2 separate regions of the Homo sapiens genome follow, and region 2 is linked to region 1. Evidence: chromatin contacts called from ENCODE Hi-C or POLR2A ChIA-PET data. All regions are on one chromosome and are shown on one strand. The core of a region is the stretch at or near the end of the contact, and the rest is flanking DNA. Distances in the headings are between cores, read along the strand shown. Region 1 overlaps LOC107985365 (a long non-coding RNA gene). Region 2 has its middle 13 kb from the start of LINC01348.

Region 1 (2,751 bases), core at 119-2,618:
CCTGAATTTCTTCCTTTCCCGCTCAGGGGTTTAAAGAGGCCCGACACTGACAGAGCTTTCGAAGCCTTTCCTGCTCTCTGGGACTCACCTGAGTTTAGTCACGTTTCTGTTGGCGTAAGGAAAAGCATTTTGCAACCACATCCACCCAATGATAGGATGGGAGGCCTCTCCACATAGTGAGGGTGGACCCTGTGTTTGCTGCAAAGGCTGTGCCACTGTCCACGTGGGATGCTGTAAAAGGGACTTCCACCTGGGTGGGCGGTGACATCAGCAGACCCCTAGGGTCTTTTCCAACTCAAAGCTTCTTTAATCATATGGTTTCAAGGCCAGGCACGGTGGCTCACACCCGTAATCCCAGCACTTTGGGAGGTCGAGGTCAAGAGTTCGAGACCAGCCTGGTCAACATGGTGAAACCCTGTCTCTACTAAAAATACAAAAATTAGCTGAGTGTGGTGGCTTGCACCTGTAGTCCCAGCTACTCGGGAGGCTGAGGCAAGAGAATTGCTTGAACTTGGGGGGCAGAGGTTGCAGTGAGCCTAGATCATGCCACTGCACTCCAGCCTGGGCTACAGAGACAGACTCCATCTCAAAAACAAAAACAAAAACAAAAAAAAAATCCTATGGTTTCAGGTAATGGGACTCTGGAAAGAATGGTGGCAGGACATAGGCTCTGAACCTGCAAGAAAGAATGATGGCTTGAGAAACAGAATTGATTTGATGTTGGGGGCCATCCTTACTAACAGGTCCCCCATGAGCAAGCTAATCCAATTCACGAGACAGAAGCTGGTCATTTGGATAGCTAAAAAAAAAAAAACCATCAACCATGACCCAGTTTCAGTGACAGTGCACAGTAATGGCCTCAATTAGGCGGAAATTGCTGGCGCTCCTGTTCTGCTTCTCCATGCTCATCCTCCTGAGCACTTTGCACCTTGATGGCGATGTGCGGTTGGTACACAATGTGTGTGAAAGGCGCTGGCATAAAAGTGGTTTTATGGCTGTAGCTTGGGTTTGTAAGCAGAGCAAACAGAAAAAAAACTCAGGAATAAAAGGGGCAATAAAATAATTACATAACGCTTTGAACTCACACTAAATACCACCTTTATTTCAAAGCTCTCAATGTGTTTTACAGGCAAGTTTAGAACTGTAGTCGAATCCCCTTTTATCACAGAGGAAACTGAGTCACTGTGCAGCGAGGGCTGGAGGGCATACAGGGTTTGTTACAAGGGAGGACTCTCGGAGACACCCCCAATAGAAGCCCTTCAGGGAGCGGGCCAGCGGGAGAGCACCCCCGACCACACCTTTGTTCTGCATTTATATGTACAGATTCTTATCCCTACGTATAAATTCTACCCACACATCCCGAGCCATGTCTGAGCCCCTTGACTCTGGCATTAACAATAGGAATAACAACACTTACCAGTTTTGATGCCTACCATACATCAGGCACTGCTTCCCCTACACCTCACTACCATCTGTGAGGTTGCTGTTATTATCCTCATTGTGTAAATGGAGACAATAAGAGGTTCAATGCTCTGGCCAGGTGACACCCCACACCCTCCAGCCCCAAACACACACACACATACCAGAGGTGGCCTCAGAGCACACACTTTCCTTACCACGGACACCTGCTTCCAAAATTAAAGAACCAGATTAACATTTTTCCAAAGAAGCCAGAAACTTCTATTTATCCCTCCAGTCTTCATTTCAGAATACGGAGAAGACCAGGACAGATTCTGACAGGCTTCCCTTAGAGTTGAAGAAAACAGTTTGGAAGACAAACAGCTAAAAAAAACAAAACCATGAGGTGAGCTGGACAGGCATTCTAAGATCTTAACTGTAAAGAGCTCCATAAAAGTTATAAGAGATTGTTAAATAATGGAGAGAATTCCAGAACTCCAAAAATATTACTATAGAGTGTTCAAATGAGGAAGAAGAATTTTTTTTTTTTTTTTTTTTTTGAGATGGAGTCTTGCTCTGTCACCCAGGCTGGAGTGCAGTGGCGCGATCTCGGCTCACTGCAAGCTCCGCCTCTCGGGTTCATGCCATTCTCCTGCCTCAGCCTCTTGGGTAGCTGGGACTACAGGCACCCGCCACCAAGCCCAGCTAATTTTTTTGTATTTTTAGTAGAGACGGGCTTTCACTGTGTTAGCCAGGATGGTCTCGATCTCCTGACCTCGTGATCCGCCCACCGAAGAATTTTAAAGTATTTATTGTTCTTAGATTTTGTGTGTGTGTGTGTGTGAGTGTATGTGTGCTTACTATTCAAAATTTGAAAACCGTCCCATTGAATGTATTTTAATTGTCTAATATGGGAACAACTCAAGAGTGACAAGATTACATGTCACTGACACAAGAACTACCCACTGTGGATTCTGCGGGACTCAATCACTCCTTCTAGGGCATGGCCACAGACCCCCCTAGCTCCAAGGGAACTCTGGCTAGCTACTCATCAAACCCGCTTCCCTTTCCTCCTGGGCAAGCTGGGCTCTATTTCCCAGGCTATTTGCAGTTGAGCATAGCCATGTGACTGGGTTCCGGCCAATTTTCCCTCTACCAGCGATCTGTAAAACTTCCTGGGCCGGTCATGGTGGCTCACACCTGTAATCCCAGCACTTCGGGAGGCTGAGGTGGGTGGATGACCTGAGGTCAGGAGTTCAAGACCAGCCTGGTCAACATGGTGACACCCTGTCTCTACTAAAAATACAAAATTAGCCAGGTATGGTGGCGCATGCATGTAATCCCAGCTACTTG
Region 2 (2,751 bases), core at 173-2,672, 260 kb after region 1:
CACTTTGGGAGGCCAAGGTGGATGGACTGCTTGAGGTCAGGAGTTGGAGACCAGCCTGGCCAACATGGTAAAACCCCATCTCTACTAAAATACAAAAATTAGCTGGGCATGGTGGCGCACGCCTGTAATCCCAGCTACTCGGGAGGCTGAGGCAGGTGAATTGCTTGAACCCAGGAGGTGGAGGTTGCAGTGAGCCGAGATAGCACCACTGCACTCCAGCCTGGGTGACAGAGACAGACTCTGTGTCAAAAAAAAAAAAAAAAAAAAAACTCATGCCTGTAATCCCAGCACTTTGGGAGACTGAGGCAGGTGGATCACCTGAGATCAGGAATTCAAGACCAAACCCCTTCTCTACTAAAAATACAACAATTAGCTGGGCGTGATGATGCATGCCTGTAGTCCCAGCTACTCAGGAGGCTGAGGCAGGGGAATCACTTGAACCCAGGAGGCAGAGGTTCCAGTGAGCCAAGATCACGCCACTGCACTCCAGCCTGGGCAACAGAGCAAGACTCCATTTAAAAATAAAAATAAAAAAAGAGAGGGCCAGGCGCAGTGGCTCACGCCCAAAATCCCAGCACTTTGGGAGGCCGAGGCAGGTGGATCACCTGAGGTCAGGAATTTGAGACCAGCCTGGACAACATGGTGGAACTCCTTCTCTACTAAAAATACAACAAGGAGGCTGAGGCAGGAGAATCACTTGAACCCGGAAGGCGGAGGTTCCAGTGAGCTGAGATCATGCCACTGCACTCCAGCCTGGGCAACAGAGTGAGACTCCGTTTCAAAAATAAATAAATAAATAAAAAAGAGAGGGCCAAGCGCAGTGGCTCATGCCTGTAATCCCAGCACCTTGGGAGGCCAAGGCAGGTGGATCACCTGAGGTCAGGAATTCGAGACCAGCCTGGCCAACATGGTGAAACCCCTTCTCTACTAAAAATAAAAAAATTAGCTGGGCATGGTGATACGTGTCCGTAATCCCAGCTACTCAGGAGGCTGAGGCAGGAGAATGGCTTGAACTCGGGAGGCGGAGGTTGCAGTGAGCCGAGATCGTGCCACTGCACTCCAGCCTGGGTTACAGAGTGAGACTCTGTCCTCCTCCCCACCAGCCACCCCCACCCCCCACTGCAAAAAAAAAAGAAAGAGAGGCCAGGTGTGGTGGCTCATGCCTGTAATCCCAGCACTTTGGGAGATTGAGGTGAGAGGATCTGGCTTCAACCCAGAAGTTACCAGCCTGGGCAATCTAGTGAGACCCCATCCCTCCGAAAAAACTAAATATTAGCCGGGTGTAATGGCATGTACCAGTAGTAAACTCCTGGCAGGAGGACTGCTTAAGCCCAGGAGTTTAAGGTTGCAATGAGTTATGATGGCACTGCTGCACTCCAGCCTGGGTGACAGAGCTACAGAGAGAGAGAGAGACAGAACTGAGAACCAGAAGAGGCTAAAGCAAGTAGAAGAAGGCAAGCGTCCCTTCAGACCACGCCTCCACCCACCCTTGACCCTGCGAGAGGGATTTAGACACAGTGGCAGCTGGGAAGCCAAGAACAGAACACATTAAGCCTTGCAACCTAATGCCAAGATTCCGCCCGAGAGACCCCATTTCCTGCCCTCTCTGCACATTCCTTCCATTCCTCCCAAGCACCTTCTCCCACTGCTATTTTCTTCTTTCTTCTAGAAAACAAGTCATGTGGCCAGAAGGATGTCAGGCACTTCTGCTTTCTCTTTTAGATTCCCGGGTTCTTATAAGGTTTTCCTGGCCTTCTCTCTGCCTGCAAAGCCCCTGGCACCGCAGAGGCCCCCAAAACACACAGGATGATAAAGCTCTAGAGAGACAGGATGGAAGCCTGGGTGCATGAGTGCGGGAAAGAGGGCACAGGGGCTACTAAATCTTTGCCCAGATGGCGGGGCGGGGCTGGGGGAGCAGAGCAGCAGCAACAGGCTGTGAAGTGATTTTGTTCTGTTCAGTTAGGAAGGAGGTGGGTGGAAATGACAGTTTGGAGCCGATCAGAACAGAGGAAACTGTTTCAGGAGAAGCTGCCTCCCTTCTCCAGTTCTAACAGTGCCATCAAGCGGCTCGAGGAGCAGGCGCAGGGCAGTGCCTCCAGACAACCTGAGCTGACCCCTCAGCAGAGGAGCACGAGGCTGGGCAGAGGGGCAGCTCTCAGCACCCTGCCTGTGGCAAGGGCCAGTCTTCAGCCTCCCAGACAGATGGCCAAACACCTTTCCCTAGAACGATCTGCAAGGAGGTGGGTAAGGTATCTCCCCAGTTGTAGGAATAATGCACAAGCACCTTGATGGATACGGACAGTCAAGTTTATCAAGGTCCTGCGAGGCGCTTCACTGGAACACACTGGGACAAATGCCATCGTCCTGTAAAAGGCGCCAAAGCACATTTTCAACCTGAGACGTGGTCAGTCACCAGGGCAAGCCTGTCAATGCCATCAGGCCCTTGTTGATTGATGTTCAAAGGAGAGCAGAGGACAAAGAGGACAAAAGGGCGCTGGGCAAAACCAGCTGTGACCAGCACACCAGGGGGAAGGCTCATAGGATCCTCCAAGCTAAATTTATTGTTTCACCTACTTCACTCGCATTCCTTTTTGAATTCTGCAAATCAAAATCTATTCACCTAAGAAATACAAGGCTGGGCACGCTGGCTCACGCCTGTAATCCCAGCACTTTGAGAGGCCGAGGTGGGTGGATCATACAGTCAGGAATTCGAGACCAGCCTGGCCAATATGGTAAAACCCTGTCTCTACT

Evidence for each region. Hi-C counts contacts between places; a loop is a spot of excess contacts on that map. ChIA-PET counts read pairs that join two places held with the same protein, here RNA polymerase II (POLR2A). Pooled maps may share reads with other maps.
Region 2: a map of sigmoid colon shows a loop between it and region 1 (2.7-fold over the local background). The contact joins two enhancer-like sites. A Hi-C loop is called at or near these places in 4 of 168 maps with a recorded cell type or tissue (DLD1, astrocyte of the cerebellum, endothelial cell of hepatic sinusoid and 1 more) and 4 of 50 pooled maps. POLR2A ChIA-PET finds 5 or more read pairs at or near these places in 1 of 52 experiments (H1).

What each region holds. Positions count from the first base shown.
Region 1 is chr1:234,822,488-234,825,238 of GRCh38, forward strand. All of the region lies in intron 2 of LOC107985365 (a long non-coding RNA gene), which reads right to left. Among named protein-coding and RNA genes, the nearest start is that of LINC02961, 64 kb to the left of the region's middle. Within about 2 kb of position 1,369, at least 2 of the 41 ENCODE cell types and tissues checked have a DNase peak (open chromatin) inside an H3K27ac peak, as active enhancers do.
Region 2 is chr1:235,081,834-235,084,584 of GRCh38, forward strand. No RefSeq gene overlaps it. Among named protein-coding and RNA genes, the nearest start is that of LINC01348, 13 kb to the left of the region's middle. RefSeq lists an enhancer at 727-1,249. Within about 2 kb of position 1,423, at least 37 of the 41 ENCODE cell types and tissues checked have a DNase peak (open chromatin) inside an H3K27ac peak, as active enhancers do.